Linked DNA regions of Homo sapiens: region 2 is linked to region 1. A link is an interaction called in ENCODE POLR2A ChIA-PET data of the cell type or tissue named here. Cell type or tissue: PC-3. All regions are shown on one strand. Each heading gives the region's core, and the rest is flanking DNA. Links, peaks and the distances in the headings are about the cores only.

Region 1 (8,000 bases), core at 1-8,000:
AATATTGTTTCCTCTCAATTATCTTTTCTCTCTCTAGAACATCTAACAGTGCAGATGTTGGAGCTCCTGAACCAATCCATTAACTCTAAAGTATTCCCTTCTGTTTTGTTTTTGTATTCATCATCAATTACTAATATTATATCATAATTGCTTTAGTTGTCTCTCTTGTACATAACCGCTCTCCCTTCTCCCTCCCTCTCCCACTGTGTGTGAGCGCACGTGTGTGCACACAACCATCTGAAAAATGCAAATATCATGACAGTTCCTTTAGTATGCATCTTCTAAGCCTAAGGGCATTCTCCTCTATAACCACAGTGCTATTATCACACTTAAGCAAAAATTAATATTAATTCATTATCATTAGTATACAGTCCTTATTCACATTTCCACACTTCCTCTTCCCACCTAAATATGTTTCAGTCAAGAAGCCAATCAGGCATTGTCTTTCTCTTTTTGTCTGTCTTTGCCTACTACTTTCTGGAAGATTTCCTTGGTTTCCTATTGAAAATTTGTCCTGCAATCCTATTTTCCAAGAGCTCTTTCTTGTTCTCTGAATGGACCCCTACTTTATACCTTCTTGCTTTTATGTCATGCATTTTCTCTTAGCTCTTCAAGCTTTTTTGTTTTTTCAAATTTGAGCTTTTCTTATGCAACCTGTATTTCCTATTTCTTCACTTGGTTTCTTTTTATCTGTCTGTGTTAGACTGTTATGGCTTTTTCTTCATGTGCCTGATAATCCTTGACTGTTAAGTCACAGTTAAGAAGGAAGTACTAAAAAGTAAGTTTTAATGTCACATACACAGCTGGTGCTTATTAATGGCAAGACTCCCCTGCAAGGTGATCAGACAGGGATGTAACTGTTTCACTAAGAGCTATGGTGGATTACATTTTTCTAGAGCTGATCACATTATCTCCCACCCCATATCACCTTCTTACAGTGTGGCCAACTGACACTAAGATATGAGGTCTGTTTTCCTCCCCTAGAACCCCAGGCAAGTTGTTGACTAGAGCAGAAATGATGTGATGTAACTTCCAAGACTAAGTCATCATAAAAGGTAATACAGATTCTGCTCATCCTCCCACAGGACATACATTTGGACACAAAGCTATGTGGGCAGTCTGAGTGCCCTGAAGAAGCAGCACAAACAAATTCACACAGAGACCTTGTGGAGGCGGCTCAGCTCGGCCCTCTCCAGCTGTGCACACTGCCTTGCCTGTGCACTACTCTTCAGCTCTACCATCTGACTGCAGCCAAAGCAAGAACCTGAGCCACAATTGCCCAATCAAGCTCTTCCTAAATTCCTGACCTACAGAAATCACGGAATTATTTTAAGTCACTAACTTTTGGGGGTCATTTTTCAGGCAGCAAGACTAAGGAACAGATTTTGGCACCTGGAAGTGAGATGCTGCAACAAAAACCCAGAACTGTGCTACTGGCTTTGGGGCTGGGTGGCAGGTGGAAATTGCAAGGCCTTTAAGAGGCTATCAGCAAAAGCCTGAAGGGCCTCAACAAGGAAACTATCAGGAAAAGCTTAATAGAAACTATGAAAACTACTATTGTACATTACAGGAAAAGGGTCCCCTGTTGTCTAAGTAGTGGAAAATGTGGCCTTTAGAAATGTGGAAAACAGGAAATGCACCTAATAAACTCCATGATCTACCTAAGGATATTTCCAGGCAGAATTTTAAAAAAAGAAACAATTCTCAAAATTCTCAGTGGTAAAGAACAAACCCAGACTGTGACTGTAATACTTTCTTAAAACCTCAAAAAGATCTAAGAAGGTTCTGCACTGTCCTTTCCAAGAGACCAAGAGCCTTCTAAGGATTTTAAGATCCTCTCCATCAAACAACAGGGCTTCTAAGAATACTAAGGCTGGTGACACACAAGGAGCCCAAGGAAATGAAGGACCTACCACAAACAGGCTAAGTGTGGTTCCTGTCTAATGTAGTAGGTTACAAATTGACACAGAGAGAGCCCACAAAATTTTCAAAGGAATTATACCAGTTTGGACTGAAAGAGACAAAAACAGTACAAAATGAGGGGAAGGTTTTTTTGTTCCTCCAAAACTACCGAAAGCACAAAGGCTAAGAAAACTACTCAGCTATAAAAATCAGCCATTTCTTAGGGAAAAGGGTAACTCAGAAGACAAAACAAAATTCTCAGCAGAAACCAGAGCCTGAAACAATCATTCCCAGGCACCAGAACTGAGACCAAATCAAGGAATTGGTAACGTGTGCCCTGCTGAATTTCAGAATGGCAATGGATGAGAAACTACTGTGCCTCCTGTTTCCTCTTTTCTGGGCAGATGTGTCTACAGCAATTATCCTAAGCTTGTCCTGCCATTTTAAGTCAGAGGAAGCAACAGATTCCTTCTCTTGACGTCACATGAGTTCAGCTCTAGAGGAACCACACCTGAGGAGCTTTGGGTGGCCACAACTGGGCTTGATTCAGGTGACAAGATGCTGAACTTGAAGTTAATGCCATAGCAGGAAGGGGGAGCGATGTGATGGGAGAGGGTGTGAGCACAAGTGACAAGAAGGAGGAATGTGAATTATTGTGACCAAATGAGAAAATGTGGTAGATTGTGTTTTCCAAAGGTGGTCACAGAATGTTTCTCATGTCATCCCACAGGGACCCCTTACACTCTGACTGCAATTCCACTTCTGTACTCCTACCAAGAGATGGAATCTATGTTCCCTGCCCTTGAAGCTGACTAGACTTGTGACTACATCGGAAAGGAGCCTATGTGACTTCCGAGGCTGGGTCATGAAAAGTGAATCAGTTAATAGTCAGTTTTCTTGCGATACTTGCTTTGGAAGCCTGCACTTTCTTGTAAGCAGTCAGAGGCCATAATGTTGTGAGGAGCACAAATCAGCCCATGCTGAGACACCAGGAAGAAAGCTGTCTGGCCAGCCAAGGCCACTTCAGCACCCTACTGTTCAGCTCCAGCCACCATGTGAACACAACTTAAGTCAGAGAAACCCAAGCCAGAGCTGCCCAACTGATGTCTTCCTAAATCCTCATCACCAGAAAGTGTGAGATAATAAAACGATTGTTGTTGTTTAAAGACAATAGTAACAGCAACAGTTGTTAGGCGGTAATAACTGGAATACAGGGTAACACTCAATTGTTAGCATCTGGGCCAGTTTTCTCCCAAAGAAGAACCTTCTAATTTGCTGGAGAGTATAAGCCAGGCTATTAAGAATTCTGGAATGACCATTCAATATACAAACTTTCACTTCATAGATACGTCTCCCCCACCACGTCCAGATAGTTTCCACCCGTCCTCCCCATTTCAAGTCTAGGGTACAGCTCTGGTTCAAACTCTACCAAAAGTAAACTTGTCTTGTGCTAGGCTAGGGAAAGTCTAATTCCTGGACTGCTGGAATGAAGCATAATCTAGAGACAGGAAGAATTCCTGGAGACTTTCAGTCAGCCCATCAGCTTAGGGCCAACCACACCACACCTGGGCCTCTGAAGATACCTGGTGCCTCCACCTCCTAGGCCTTGCTGCAGTTCTGCAGCAGCAATCTGCTTCCTCCAGCATCACTACCACCGCTTTTCAGTTCTGGCAAGGTAATTACCATGCATTAATCTATTATTTCAGTTTCTAAAACATTAGTGACATCTCTATACTGCTATACTGTTTATACTATCCCATTACTCAACATTCCAAATCTCAATGTTTTTACCTTTCTTCCTTTCCTGGAAGCTCTATAAGGTTTGTTCACATCTTTTCTAATCTCTTCCATTCCTCTTTTTTTTGAGACGGAGTCTCGCTCTGTCGCCCAGGCTGGAGTGCAGTGGCATGATCTGGGCTCACTGTGCAAGCTCCGCCTCCCGGGTTCACGCCATTCTCCTGCCTCAGCCTGCCAAGTAGCTGGGACTACAGGCACCCGCCACCACGCCCGGCTAATTTTTTGTGTTTTTAGTAGAGACAGGGTTTCACCGTGTTAGCCAGGATGGTCTTGATCTCCTGACCTCGTGATCTGCCCGCCTCGGCCTCCCAAAGTGCAGGGATTACAGGCGTGAGCCACTGCGCCCAGCCAATCTCTTCCATTTCTAATGCTTAGCCTTCACTATCAAGTTTAGGACACTGTAAAATCTTTAAAATGGCCTTCCTGACTCATTCCCCCATACCCTGATCCCTCCTATACTGTGTCAGAATACTTTTCTGCCGATACTATGCTAACACAGACTAACTTTTTTTAATAGACAGGGTCTCACTCTGTCACCTAGGCTGGAGTGCAGTGGCAATGATCATAGCTCACCACAGCCTCGACTTCCTGGGCTCATGTGATCCTTCCATCTCAGCATCCCGAGTACCTGGGACCATAGGCATGTGCCACCATACCCGGCTTATTTTTATAATTTTTATAGAGACGAGGTCTCACTTTGTTGCCCAGGCTGGTCTGGAATTTCTGGGCTCAAGCGATCCTTCCCACCTCTGCCTCCCAAAGTGCTGAAATTACAGGTGTGAGCCACCATGCCCAGCCCAGATTAACTTCTGAACAAGTTTAACTATTAGTATTATCATCAAATCGGCCTAAGACTTTTTTATAAAGAGTATCTCTTCCTCCTTGTATCAACCCTATGAGACAAATATTATCACTCTTAACAAATGAAGAAACGCATTCAACAACATTCTATGGAACTGAACTGCGCTTCAATTTCCTCCTGCCAAATAATCTCAAGAATCTTAACCAGATCTAAAATTTTATTTTCTACAATTCAAAGGTAAGAAACATGAGGCACTGAATACAACTTACACTAATCAAGATCAGACACTTGTTAATACCGTCAAAGAAGTTTATTCCTTCTATCAGATTCCTTCTTTACCTATGTATTCTTTCAATTAGAGTAAGAAACTGAAAGGACAATGGACACAGACGCAGCTGGGGCACGAGGAGTAAAGGGAAAGAGGTAAAAACTAAACACGCCACAACAGAATGGAGTCACAATTCCATCAATCCCTATGTTAACCACCCTTGTCCCCAAATAATGGACCTTATCAAATCACGAGAGGTACTATCAAATATTCACCACATGAAATCCAGAAATGATGCAAGTTTTTTTAATACATGCAGATTCAGTGCTGCTCAAATTCCCATGATTTCCCTATGAAGCTACAAGTTCAAAGGTAATAAATGAAGATACAACAATCATCTTTGTAAAACCAGCCTTTCCACTGTATTTGACACACTACCCAAACCCCAAAGAAACTATGCTAGATACAGGAGGGGGCTAGACAGAAGTAACACATAGCCCCTGCTTTCTTGAAGCATACATGTTAGTGGGCAAGAAATATTAAACCTTGTGCAAGCGTCACTTTCCTTATATGAGTAAAATGGAGTTAACAGCAATTACTTCCCCAAATTGTCCTATAAAGCACCTATCATAGTAGCTGGTACAAAAAAACGGCATAAATATTATTATTTTTTTTTTAATTGAGACAGGGTCTCACTCTGTTGTTGGGACTGGAGTGCAGTGGCGACATCTTGGCTCACTGCAGCCTCAACCTCCTGGGCACAAGTGATCCGCCCACCTCAGCTTCCTGAATAGCTGGGACTAAAGGAGAACACCACCATAACCGGCTAATTTTTGTACTTTTTGTAGAGATGGGGTTTTGCCATGTTGCCCAGGTTGGTCCCGAACTCCTGGGCTCAAGTGATCCACCCGCCTCAGCCTCCAAAAGTGCTAGGACTACAGGTGTGAACCACTGTGCCCAGCTGCATAAATATTATTTATTATTGAATAACTGCTTACATAATTCTTTTCTGGTTTTCTTTTTTTTTAAGGCCGAGTCTCACTCTGCCGCAAGGCTGGAGTGCAGTGGTGCAATTTCGGGTCACTGCAACCTCCACCTTCCGGGTTCAAGCAATTCTCTTGCCTCAGCCTTCCAAGTAGCTGGGACCACAGGCACGCGCCACCAAGCCCAGCTAATTTTTTTTGTATTTTTAGTAGAGATGGGGTTTCAACATGTTGGCCAGGACGGTCTCGATCTCCTGACCTCGTGATCCACCTGCCTCAGCCTCCCAAAGTGCTGGGATTACAGGCGTGAGCCACCACACCCAGCCTCTTTTCTGTTTTTCTTCTGAGACAGGGATCTTGCTCTGTCACCCAGGCTGGAGTGCAATGGCAGTTCACTGCAGCCTCAACCTCCCTGGCTCAAGTGATCCTCCCACTTCAGACTCCAAAGTACCTGGAACCAGAGGTGCACACTACGACAGCCAGCTAATTTTTTAATTTTCTGTAAGACGGGGTTTCACTATGTTGCCCAGGCTGGGCTCAAGTGTCCCTCCTACCTCAGTCTCCCAAAATGCTGGAATTACAGGCGTGAGCCAACGTGTCCAGCCTCAAAAAATTCTTTAAATTACAATCAGATAAGGTGTTAAGTGTGATAGCCTCTGCAGAAAAGAGCTATGTGACCTCAATTACATCTCATTCTAAACTTTTTTGAAATTTAGTTATTTTACACTAATATTACATTTTTTAAAAATTAATTTTAAAAAATTGCAACCAAAATACAAGACAGGTGTCTCGATCTCCATGAGGTTTTCTTGGTTAGTCCACCAAGTCTTTGAGAGTCGGAAGAACTACCCAAGATACCTGTCATCATCTTGAAATCTGCTATGTACTTTAGGATGGATCAAGTGTTCACATCTCGTTCATACATATCTAAATACTGACTGTTTTAGCTGAAGAGGACAGGCTTAAGACACAATTATTTTAACTCATTATCTTCCATTTCAGACATTCAATTAATTAAAAACATGACTAGGCTGGGCACAGCGGCTCCCAGCACTTTAGGAGGCTGAGGTGGGCGATCTGAAATTCCGGAGTTCAAGACCAGCCTGGGCAACACGGCAAAACGCAAACTCAAATAAAAAATACATATATATATGGCTGGGTGTGGCGGCTCACGCCTGTCATCCCAGCACTCTGGGAAGCTGAGGCAGGCGGATCACCTGAGGTTGGGAATTCAAGACCAGCCTGACTAACATGGTGAAACGCCATCTCTACTAAAAACACAAAATTAGCCGGGTGTGGTGGCAGATGCCTGTAATCCCAGCTGCTCATGAGGCTGAGGCAGAGAATCACTTGAACCCAGGAGGCGGAGGTTGCAGTGAGCCGAGGTCATGCCATTGCACTCCAGCCTGGGGACAGAGCGAGACTCCGTCTCATGAATGAATGAATGAATGAATGAATGAATGAATAGGCTGAGCTCAGTGTCACACCTGTAACCCCAGCACTTTGGGAGGCTGAGGTGGGCAGATCTTCTGAGGCTGGGAGTTCAAGACCAGCCCGGCCAACATGGTGAAACTGCATCTCCACAAAACTACAAAAATCAGCCAGGCATAATGGCAGGTGCCTGTAATCCCAGCTACTAGGGAGGCTGAGGCAGGAGAATCTCTTGAACCCAGGAGGAGGAAGATACAAAGAGCCAAGATCACGCCATTGCACTCCAGCCTGGACAACAGAGCGAGACTCCATCTCAATAAATAAATAAATAAATAAATAAATAAATAAATAAATAAATAAATAAATAAAAATTAAAAAATAAATTAATTAGCCAGACATGCTGATGCATACATGTATTCCCAGCTACTGGAGGGGGAGAGCTGGGGAAGGGAAGGGGAGGAGCTGGTAAAGGGGAGGAGAAGGCTGAGGTAGGAGGATCATTTGTGTCCAGGAGGTCCAGGCTGCAGTGAAACCTGATCATGTCACTGTAGTCCAGCCTGGGTGACAAAAAGAGATCTTGTCTCAAAAAAAAAAAAAAAAAAGAAAGAAAGAAAACAAAGAGTAGTTGGTTCTCCTAGAAGGAATTTATACAACTTCACAGTTTTAATTCCAAATTACGCTGTTTAGTTACCTTCACCGCACAAAAGAAAACCATCCAAATGCTTTTTAATGGGAAAATCTTAATACATTACAAGCTAGATCTGCCTAGCAACAAGTTATAAACTTATGTCATCCTACTTATGTTCCCATGGATACA
Region 2 (10,239 bases), core at 1,029-9,028, 100 kb before region 1:
AACGACTCAGCACGCACCGAGGAAGGGACATCAACGAGCTGAGAAATGTCGCTGTGCTGAGCTGCGCTCATAACCAGTGGATTCCTGGTGTATTATTATTTGTTGATTGTTGATGTAATTTTTCTTGATTTGCTGATTATTATTTGTTGATTCTGGGTTTGCACAGCCACAAATATTCAGATATCTCAAACCCCACTCCCTGCTGCTTCTTGCTAATTCAAGCAAAACCAAAATGCTGAGCCTGTGTGCACACGGTGCCTCCCTGGCACCATGTGAGCCGATAATGGATGGAAGAGGCCCTGCCCCCACCTGCTCTGGGCAAACAAACAGAACAATTAGCCAGAAAGAGTTCGCCAGGCGGGAGGGTCAGCTGCGGCAGCCATGTCCGTTCTGACTAGCTCCCAGAACATTCCACAGCCGAGGCACCATGATTAGGGGGCCCCCTCCATGCAGGCGCCACTGCGGCTGCAGGGACCGAGGCCGCGGGGACCGAGGCCACAGGGACAGGCACTAATGGCAGCCACAGGCCACTCCCCTTGACCCCTCTCCAGCGACTCAGCCCCCGGGATTAGCCCCCAAGATGCTGCCTGGGCTGTCTCAACAAACAGTGAAAAGGTAATGCAAAACAGGAACACCAAGAGCTGTCCCCGCACAGGCTCAGGGCTGCTCAAAGCTGGCCAGGCTGCTGTCACGCAGGGAGGTGTGGGATGCCTGGCAGTGGCCCGCTGCTCCCCTAGGATGGCAGTGGTGGCTGTGTGGCAACACATATAGCTTGTGTGCAAAGCCCTGCTTCTCAGCACACCGATTCCTGCAGGTAGGACTTGCCTCGATTGTCGTCCCCAAGCATGGCCTGGTCCACACCGCACGGCTGGACCCAAGCACCTGGCTCTGGGGAGAAGCAGCTGAAGGGGCTGGGAACGCAGCGCCAATCTCTGCTGCAGGAGAGGGCGGGTGCTGCACGAAGTTTCAGGGACCCTCCTCCAGGCCTTGCAGGGGCGTGTGACAGCCGCGGTCCCGGCTGTGCTGGGGAGGAGAGGCTTCCAGGGCCAGAGAGGCTGGGAGAGGTGTTTACAGGAGCCGAAAGTGCTAAAAATAGCGGGGGCCTTGCCCCTGAAGCCACTCCACCTGACCACCCGGCAGGTGCTGGGACAGGAATAGGCAAGCAGACCCCAGAGGGACAGGCATAGGGCAACCCCCTCTCAAGGGTGGGGGGGTTGCCTACTGGGAGCAGAGGATGAGCTGGGCAGAGGGCCCAGGCCCCTGGAGCTCTGGAGCTGAGCTGCAGGAGGAGTGAGGACGGGAGCCCCAGTTCTGCTGGCAGCTGGGAAGCAGGCCCCAAACAACCAAGGGTCAAGCCACACGGACTCAAGGGCCCACCGAGGTCCCAGAGCCCCAGTGGACTTCAGAGCCAGAACTAGTGGTCTCCAGGCCACACACAGGCTGTGTGTCAGGCTCACTAACGCACCTCTCAGGCGCAGCCTCCTCTCTCACACCATGGGTGCCACGCAGCCCTCCCAGGGTGATGGGAAGGTGTGTGCTGCAGACAGCGGGTGGCTGGACCTGGAGCCTGGCTGAGGGGGTCAACAGAGGACTAGCCCCTGTGGCCAATGTTTCCGGGGCAGGGACAGCAGTGTGAAGGGAGTTGAAAGGTAGATAAGGCCAGGCACAGTGGCTTGAACCTGTCTGTAATCCCACCACTTTGGGAGGCTGAGACGGGCAGATCACTTGAGCAGCCTGGGCAATATAGCAAGACCCTCTCTCTACAAAAGATAAAAAAATTAGTCCTTGTGGGCTGGGCGCGCTGGCTCACGCCTGTAATCCCAGCACTTTGGGAGGCCAAGGCGGGCAGATCACCAGAGGTCAGGAGATCGAGACCATCCTGGCTAACACGGTGAAACCCCATCTCTACTAAAAAAATTAGCCGGGCGTGGTGGTGGGCGCCTGTAGTCCCAGCTACTTGGGAGGCTGAGGCAGGAGAATGGCGGGAACCCGGGAGGCGGAGCTTGTAGTGAGCCAAGATTGTGCCACTGCACTCCAGCCTGGGTGACAGAGCAAGACTCCGTCTCAAAAAAAAAAAAAAAAAAAAAATTAGTCCCTGTGCCGGGAGCGGTGGCTCACGCCTGTAATCCCAGCACTTTGGGAGGCCGAGGCGGGCGGATCACAAGGTCAGGAGTTCAAGACCAGCCTAGCCAACATGGTGAAACCCCATCTCTACTAAAAATACAAAAATTAGCTTGGTCTGGTGGCACGCACCTGTAGTCCCAGCTACTCAGGAGGATGAGGCAGGAGAATCTCTTGAACCCAGGAGGTGGAGGTTGCAGTGAGCCGAGATCGCACCACTGCACTCCAGCCTGGGCGACAGAGCGAGACTCTGTCTCAAAAAACACAACAAAAAAAATTAGTCCTGGTGGCACATGCCTGTGGTCCCCAGCTACTCAGGAGGCTGAGGTGGGAGGACCACTTGAGCCCAGGAGGTTGAGGCTACAGTGATTTCACCACTGCACTCCAGCCTGGGCAACCGATTGAGACCTTGTCTCAAAAACAGAAAAAAAAAAGAAAGGTGGACGAGAGCTGGGCCATGTGAATGGGTGAGGCAGGTCATGAGTGTGTCAGTCCTAGGTCACAGAGGGGACAGAGTCTGGGACCCCCATCCAGGCCCCCCAGGCACAGCCGGTGTCCCTGGATAGCTGATAAGAATAGGCCTCTGCATGCTGGTTTTTCAGTCCAAAACATCTTGGAAGTGACATGCTCTGCAAGCTAAAAAGGCTCAGTCACCAAAATACAGCAGCCAGGGCGCCAGACAGCCAGTGTAGCGGGCCGGGCCACACTCTTGGACATACAGCTCATGTTTTCAAAATATCACACCTTATGACCATTCCTAGCATGGCCAGAAGAGCAGGGGTGGGGGTGGGGATTGGCCTTCCATTGTCTTCGCAAGTGTGAGCAGCGGCTCCAGGTCTACAGTCAAGAGGCCCGAAACAGCAGGCACCTGGGAACGGGCACAGGCAGACGGTCTGGGGCTAGGGCTGCGCCGTGCACATCACCAGAAGGTGCAGATTTGGGAGCAGGAGAACCCCACATGCCCCCTCAAGAAGCTGACTCACAGGCTAATTTGCTGTCCCCAAGAAGCCATTCCCTCTCCAGGGCATCAGGCATCCATTGAGCACAAACCGTGGTGTCACAGGCGTCAGCGTTCATGCACGGGGGCCGCTGCAGGTGAGAAACTCCTTGCGCTGGCAAAGCTGCCCATGGGCGGAAGCACAAGCCCCACCCTTCAGCCAGCAGGCGTGGGACTCCCTGCGTACCAGCCCCTGGCTAGGTATGGAGGAGGCAGACAGGATGGAGGAGAGGGGAGGGGAGGGGAGGGCGCATCCACGCGCCCAGGGACGCACATATACACACATGTACACATACACATACACACATATATACACACATAAACACACATATACACATACACATAGACACACACACACATATACACATACACAGACACACACACACACACGCACACACGTCCTGGCTGCCTCCACAGTCACTCCTGCTAGTTCGTGTACCCGAGGAACCGCCACGTACACACCCAGCAGGCAGCTGCCTGGGGCCTATGTTCGCTGTGTAGGCCTCATATCACCCGGCCGTAGAGACAACCCCGAGAGTCAGCCCAGGAAATGGTGGGGAGGACAAGTATCTCCTGCTGACATCAGGCTCAGAGGCGGAACCCCCACCTCAGGACCTGCCCCACCCGTGCCTGGCCCTCCAGAGCAGACCTCCTCCCCCAGCCCAGAAGCAGGCTCCCTGGACCGTGAGTCCCTGCCCGGCTCTTCCTGCAGGGACTCAGAGTGGCCCGGGTGGCCCTGGCCATGCAGAGATGGGCACTGGGACCACCCCTGCTCCTTCCCTCCAAGCCCTGGCTCAGCCTGCTTCCCCTGCTTCCCAGACACCGTCGCCTCCACCCTGCCTGGTCTGACTGTCTTGATCTTTTAATCGGAGGGTTTGTTTCACCCACGTGGGATTTCGGCTGGAGTTAAGGTAGAGTGGGGTCCGCCATGTTAATATTTATTTTGTCTCATCTCTTTTGGTTTGTCTATTGCTCCTTTCCTGCCTTCTTTTGTGTTAATACAATATTTTTTAGTATTCCACAATTTCCTATTGGATTTCTGGCTATATGTGTTTGCATTATTGTTTTTTAGTGATGGCACTGGAGGTGAAAATGTGCATTTTAACTAATCCCAGTCTTCTCAGAATTAGAATTGAATTACTTCAAGTAAAATAGAGCAGTAGAATATTTCCACCTGCGCCATCGCCAGGGCTGCTGCAGTCATCTACCACATCTACTTATTATACATACAAAATAAAGCATTCTTATTTTCGCTTTAAATAGTAAAGTCAGGGCTGGTCACAGCGGCTCACGCCTGTAATGCCAGCTCTTTGGGAGGCCGAGGTGGGAGGACTGCTTGAGCCCAGGAATTTGAGACCAGGCTGGGCAACAGGTGAGACCCTGTCTCTACTAAAAATAAAAGAATTGGCCGGGCACGGTGGCTCACGCCTGTAATCCCAGCACTTTGAGAGGCCGAGGCAGGCGATCATGAGGTCAGGAGATTGAGACCATCCTGTCTAACACGGTGAAACCCTATCTCTATAAAAATACAAAAAATTATCCGGGCGTTGTGGTGGGTGCCTGTAGTCCCAGTTACTTGGCAGACTGAGGCAGGAGAATCAATTGCTTGAACCCGGGAGGTGGAGGTTGCAGTGAGCTGAGATTGCGCCACTGCACTCCAGCCTGGGCAACAGATTGAGACTCCATCTCAAAATAATAATAATAATTATTATAATTACATAATAATTATAATAATAATTATTATTTTATTATTATTATTATGACAAGCCTGGCCAACATGGTAAAACCCCATCTCCACTATTTATTTATTTATTTATTTCTAAGACAGAGTCTCTCTCTGTCGACCAGGCTGGAGTGCAGTGGTGCAATCTCAGCTCACTGCAACCTCCAAGTTCAAGCGATTCTCCTGTCTCAGCCTCCCAAGTAGCTCGGCTTACAGACGTGCACCACCACACCTGGCTAATTTTTGTATTATTAGTAGAGACGGGGTTTCACCATGTTGGCCAGGCTGGTCTCAAACTCCTGACCTCAAGTGATCTGCCCACCTCGGCCTCCCACAGTGCTGGGGTTACAGGCGTGAGCCACCACACCGGGCCTATTTATTTTTTGAGACAGTCTCACTCTGTTGCCCAGGCTGGAGTGCAGTGGTATAATCTCAGCTCACTGTAACCTCTGCCTCCTGGGTTCAAGCAATTCTCCCCCCTCAGCCTCCCGAGTAGCTGGGATTACAGGCGCCCACCACCATGCTCAGCTAATTTTTTTGTATTTTTAGTAGTTTCACCATGTTGGCCAGGCTGGCCTCGAACTCCTGACCTCAAGTAATCCACCTGCCTTGGCCTCCCAAAGTGATGGGATTACAGGCGTGAGCCACCACGCCCAGCCTCATCTCTACTAAAAATACAAAAATTAGCCAGACATGGTGGTGGGTGCCTGTAGTCCCAGCTACTCAGGAGGCTAAGGCAGGAGAATCACTTGAACCCGGGAGGTAGAGGCTGCAGTGAACTGAGATTGCACCATTGCATTCCAGCCTGGGTGATAGATTGAGACTCCATCTCAAAAAAAATTTTTTAAAAAAATAAAAGAATTAGCTGGGTGTGGCTGGGCGCAGTGGCTCACGCCTGTAATCTCAGCACTTTGGGAGGCCAAGGCAGGCGGATCACGAGGTCAGGAGATCAAGACCATCCTGGCTAACATGGTGAAACTCCGTCTCTACTAAAAAAAAAAAAAAAAAAATTAGCCAGGCGTGGTGGCGGGCGCCTGTAGTCCCAGCTACTTGGGAGGCTGAGGCAGGAGAATGGTGTAAACCTGGGAGGCAGAGCTTGCAGTGAGCCAAGATCGCACCACTGCACTCCAGCCTGGGAGACAGAGCGAGACTCCGTCTCAAAAAAAAAACACAAACAAATAAAGAATTAGCTGGGCATGATGACATGCACCTGTAGCCCCAGCTATTGGAGGCTGAGGCAGGATGATTGTTTAAGCCCAGGAATTTGAGGTTGCAGTCAGCTATGATTGCGTCACTGCAGTCCAGCCTGGGCAACAGACTGAAACATTATTTCTTAAAGAAAATAATTATAACAAGGCCGGGTGCGGTGGCTCACGCCTGTAATCCCAGCACTTTGGGAGGCCGAGGCGTGGATCACGAGGTCCTCCCAGTGGATCACGAGGTCAGGAGATCGAGACCATCCTGGCTAACATGGTGAAACCCCGTCTCTACTAAAAATATAAAAAATTAGCCGGGTGCAGTGGTGGGCGCCTGTAGTCCCAGCTACTCAGGAGGCTGAGGCAGGAGAATGGCGTGAACCCAGGAGGCGGAGCTTGCAGTGAGCGGAGATCACGCCACTGCACTCCAGTCTGGGCAACAGAGCAGAGCGAGACTCCGTGTCAAATAAAAAAAAAAAAAAAAAGAAAAAAAAATAATGATAACAAATAAATAAATAGTAACTTTTTTTTTTTTTTTTTTTTGAGACGGAGTCTTGCTCTGTCACCCAGGCTGGAGGGCAGTGGTGCGATCATAGCTCACTGCAGCTTCAAACTCCCAGGCTCAAGAAATTCTCCTGCCTTGGCCTCACAAAGTGCTGGGTTGCCACCAGCCCCCCATCTGGTTTTTTATTAATATGTCTACCCACATATGTACCCTTCTGTTGCTATTCATTTCTATCTGTAGAACTGAGATGCCATCTAGGGTCATTTCCACTTACCCCAAATTTGCTTTGGCATTTCTTTCTTTCTTTCTTTCTTTTTTTTTCTTTTTGAGACGGAGTCTCGCTCTGTCGCCCAGGCTGGAGTGCAGTGGCGCGATCTCTGCTCACTGCCAGCTCATGTATAGTTTTGCGGTCAGCCAGAGATTTAGCAAAGCTTATATGCCGATTTTGGGTCTCATCCCTTCTGCAATTCTCTCATGTCAGAGTTTCTGCCAGTTTTTCTTCCAGCTCTGTATATTAAAGAAAATAGAGAAAACAATGGGCAAGATATATGACAAGATAAAAATATTTCAGTGGAGACTTAGTCTATAAAAAGCCATTCTAGGACGGGAGTGGTGGCTCATGCCTGTAATCCCAGCACTTTGGGAGGCCAAGGTGGGCAGATCACAAGGCCAGGAGTTCGAGACCAGCCTGCCCAATATAGTGAAGCCCCACCTCTACTAAAAACACAAAAATTAGCCAGACATGGTGACGGGTACCTGTAATCCCAACTACTTGGGAGGCTGAGGCACGAGAATCACTTGAAACTGGGAAATGGAGGGTGCACAGTGAGCTGAGATCAAGTCACTGCACTCCAGCTGGGCAACAAGAGTGAAACTCTGTCTTGAAAAAAATAAAAATAAATAAATAAAAGGCCATTCTAGTAGTGCAATATAAAACATCTGAAATTGAGAACTAATTGCATGGGTTTGATAGCAGCCAGGACATAGAGACGGTAGAATTAGGGAACTCAAAGACAGGTCAGTATAAGATATCCAATCTGAAGCACACAGAGAAAAATACTGCGGGGAAAACAAAAATTGAGCATCAGAGACATATGTGAAATGTAGACCTGCAGCCCCTGAAGGTGACAAAAGACAGAAAGGGACATAGCAGTAGTTAAAGCAACAATGACCAAGTATTTTTGAAGCCTGATTAAATATGTCAACTTGCCGGGCACAGTGGCTCATACCTGTAATCCCAGCATTTTGGGAGGCCAAGGCGGGTGGATCCCCTAAGGTCAGGAGTTCAAGACCAGCCTGGCCAACATGGTGAAAACCTGTCTCTACAAAAAAAAAAAAAAAATTAGCCAGGCATGCTGGCGGGTGCCTATAATCCCAGGTACACAGGAGGCTGAGGCAGGAGAATTGCTTGAACCCGGTGGGCGGAGGTTGCAGTGAGCCAAGATCATGCCATTGCACTCCAGCCTGGGCAACAGAGTGAGATTCCATCTCAAAATAAATAAATAAATATATCAACTCAGCTGGATGCAGCGACTCATGCCTGTAATCCCAGAACTTTGGGAGGTCAAGGCAGGTGGATCTCTTGAGCCCAGGAGTTCAACACCAGCCTGAGCAACATGGTGAAACACTGTCTCTACAAAAAATTTAAAATTTGCTGAGCATGGTGGCACGTGCCTCTAGCCCCAGCTACTTGGGAGGCTGAGATGGGAGGATCACTTGAGCCCAGGAGATCAAGGCTGCAGTGAGCCCTGATTGTGCCACTGCCCTCCAGTCTGGGTGATGAAGCAAGACCCTATCTCTCTAAAATATAATAATAATAAATGAAAGGCACCAACTCACAGAGTTGAGCAGCTCAGTGAACCCCCCAGGAGCATAATGAAGCAGAACAAATGCAAAGCCACATCCAGGCAATCATCATCAACTAGATGAAAGCCCTAGACAAAGAAAAAAAATTTAAAACAGCCAGAGAAAAAAGGAATGTTGGCTGGGCGCGGTGGCTCACGCCTGTAATCCCAGCACTTTGGGAGGCCAAGGCAGGTGGATCACGAGGTCAGGAGTTTGAGACGAGCCTGACCAACACAGTGAAACCCCACCTCTACTAAAAATACAAAAATTAGCTGGGTGTGGTGGTGCATGCCTGTAATCCCAGCTACTTAGGAGGCTGAGGCAGGAGAATTGCTTGAACTCAGGAGGTAGAGTTTGCAGTGAGCTGAGATTGCACCACGGCACTCCAGCCTGGGAGACAGAGCGAGACTCTGTCTCAGAAAAAAAAAAAAAAAAAAAAAAGTAATGTTATTTTCAGAGAAGTAAAATGGTTGTGTGTTGACTTTTGCTTAAAACTATGGAAGCTAGAAGACAATGGAATTACATCCTTAATGTGCCAGAAGACAAAAATAAAACCCTAATATTTTACAAACAGAAAATTTATATTTTACATCTATCAAATATAAATGCAAAATAATGATGACTTTAGTTTTTTTTTTTTTGGCTTTTTTTTTTGAGATGGAGTCTTGCTCTGTTGCCTACGCTGGAGTGCAATGGTGCAATCTCTGCTCACTGCAACCTCCGCCTCCCGGGTTCAAGCAATTCCTCTGCCTCAGTTTCCTGAGTATCTGGGATTACAGGCACCTGCCACCATGCCTGGCTAATTTTTATATTTTTAGTAGAGATGGGGTTTCACCATGTTGGCCAGGCTGGTCTCAAACTCCTGACCTCAGGTGATCCATCTGCTCTAGCCTCCCAAAGTGCTGGGATTACAGACGTGAGCCACTGCACCCAGCCAGATTTTTTTTTTAAAGGAAAGAATTTAGCAACAGCAGACATGCACTGAAAAAAGTACTTAAGTTCTTGGGCCAGGCACAGTGACTCATACCTGTACTGCCAGCACTTTGGGAGGCCAAGGTGGGAGGACGACTTGAGGCCAGGAGTTTCAGACTAGCCCTGGCAACGTAGCAAGACCCTGTCTCTACAAAAAAAAGTTGAAAATTTAGCTGGGCTGGCCAGGCGCGGTGGCTTATGCCTGTAATCCCAGCTACTTGGGAGGCTGCGGTGGGAGAATCACTTGAACCCAGGAGATGGAGGTTGCAGTGAGCAGAGATTGTGCCACTGCACTCTTGAGCTCAGGAGTTCGAGACCAGCCTGGACAACATGGCAAAATCCTGTCTCTACAAAAAAAAATTAAAAGAAAAAAAATTAGCCAGGTGTGATTTGTGCCTGTAAGTCTCAGCTACTTGGGAGGCAGAGGTGGGAGGACTGCTTGAGCCCAGGAGGTTGAGGCTGCAGAGAACCGTGATTACACCACTGCACTCCAACCTGGGCAACAAAGCAAGACCTTGTCTCACACACAAAAAATTTAAAAATTAGCCAGTCACAGTGGCATGTGCCTGTACTTCCAGCTACTCGTAGGCGGGTTAGCAGGGGAACTGAAGTGGGAGGATCACTTGAGCCGGGAGGTCGAGGCTGTAGTGAACCATGATCGCACCACTGCACTCCAGCCTGGGCCACAGTGAGACCCTGTCTCAAATGAAACTTTAGTCTGGGTGCGGGTGGTTCACGCCTATAATCCCAGCACTCTGGGAGACCAAGGCGGGTGGATCACGAGGTCAAGAGACTGAGACCATTCTGGCCAACATGGTGAAACCCCATCTCTACTAAAAATACAAAAATTAGCCAGGTGTGTGGTGGGCACCTGTAGTCC

Evidence for each region. Peaks named below come from ENCODE experiments on the same cell type or tissue, not always from the same donor. Only the 100,000 strongest peaks of a DNase experiment are listed, where the experiment ranks them.
Region 2: POLR2A ChIA-PET joins it to region 1 with 11 read pairs; 3 of 35 experiments call an interaction of 5 or more read pairs at or near these places.

What each region holds. Positions count from the first base shown.
Region 1 is chr14:102,639,050-102,647,049 of GRCh38, reverse strand. The region is part of intron 2 of RCOR1 (REST corepressor 1); the gene reads right to left. Among named protein-coding and RNA genes, the nearest start is that of RCOR1, 50 kb to the right of the region's middle. In PC-3, for the core only: no CTCF peak of the experiment used is centred there; no DNase peak of the experiment used is centred there.
Region 2 is chr14:102,740,288-102,750,526 of GRCh38, reverse strand. It overlaps LOC124903390 (a long non-coding RNA gene), which reads right to left and starts at 7,810. Exons shown (of 2, transcript XR_007064356.1): 1 at 6,817-7,810. RefSeq lists an enhancer at 1-775 and a silencer at 3,585-3,758. In PC-3, for the core only: no CTCF peak of the experiment used is centred there; no DNase peak of the experiment used is centred there.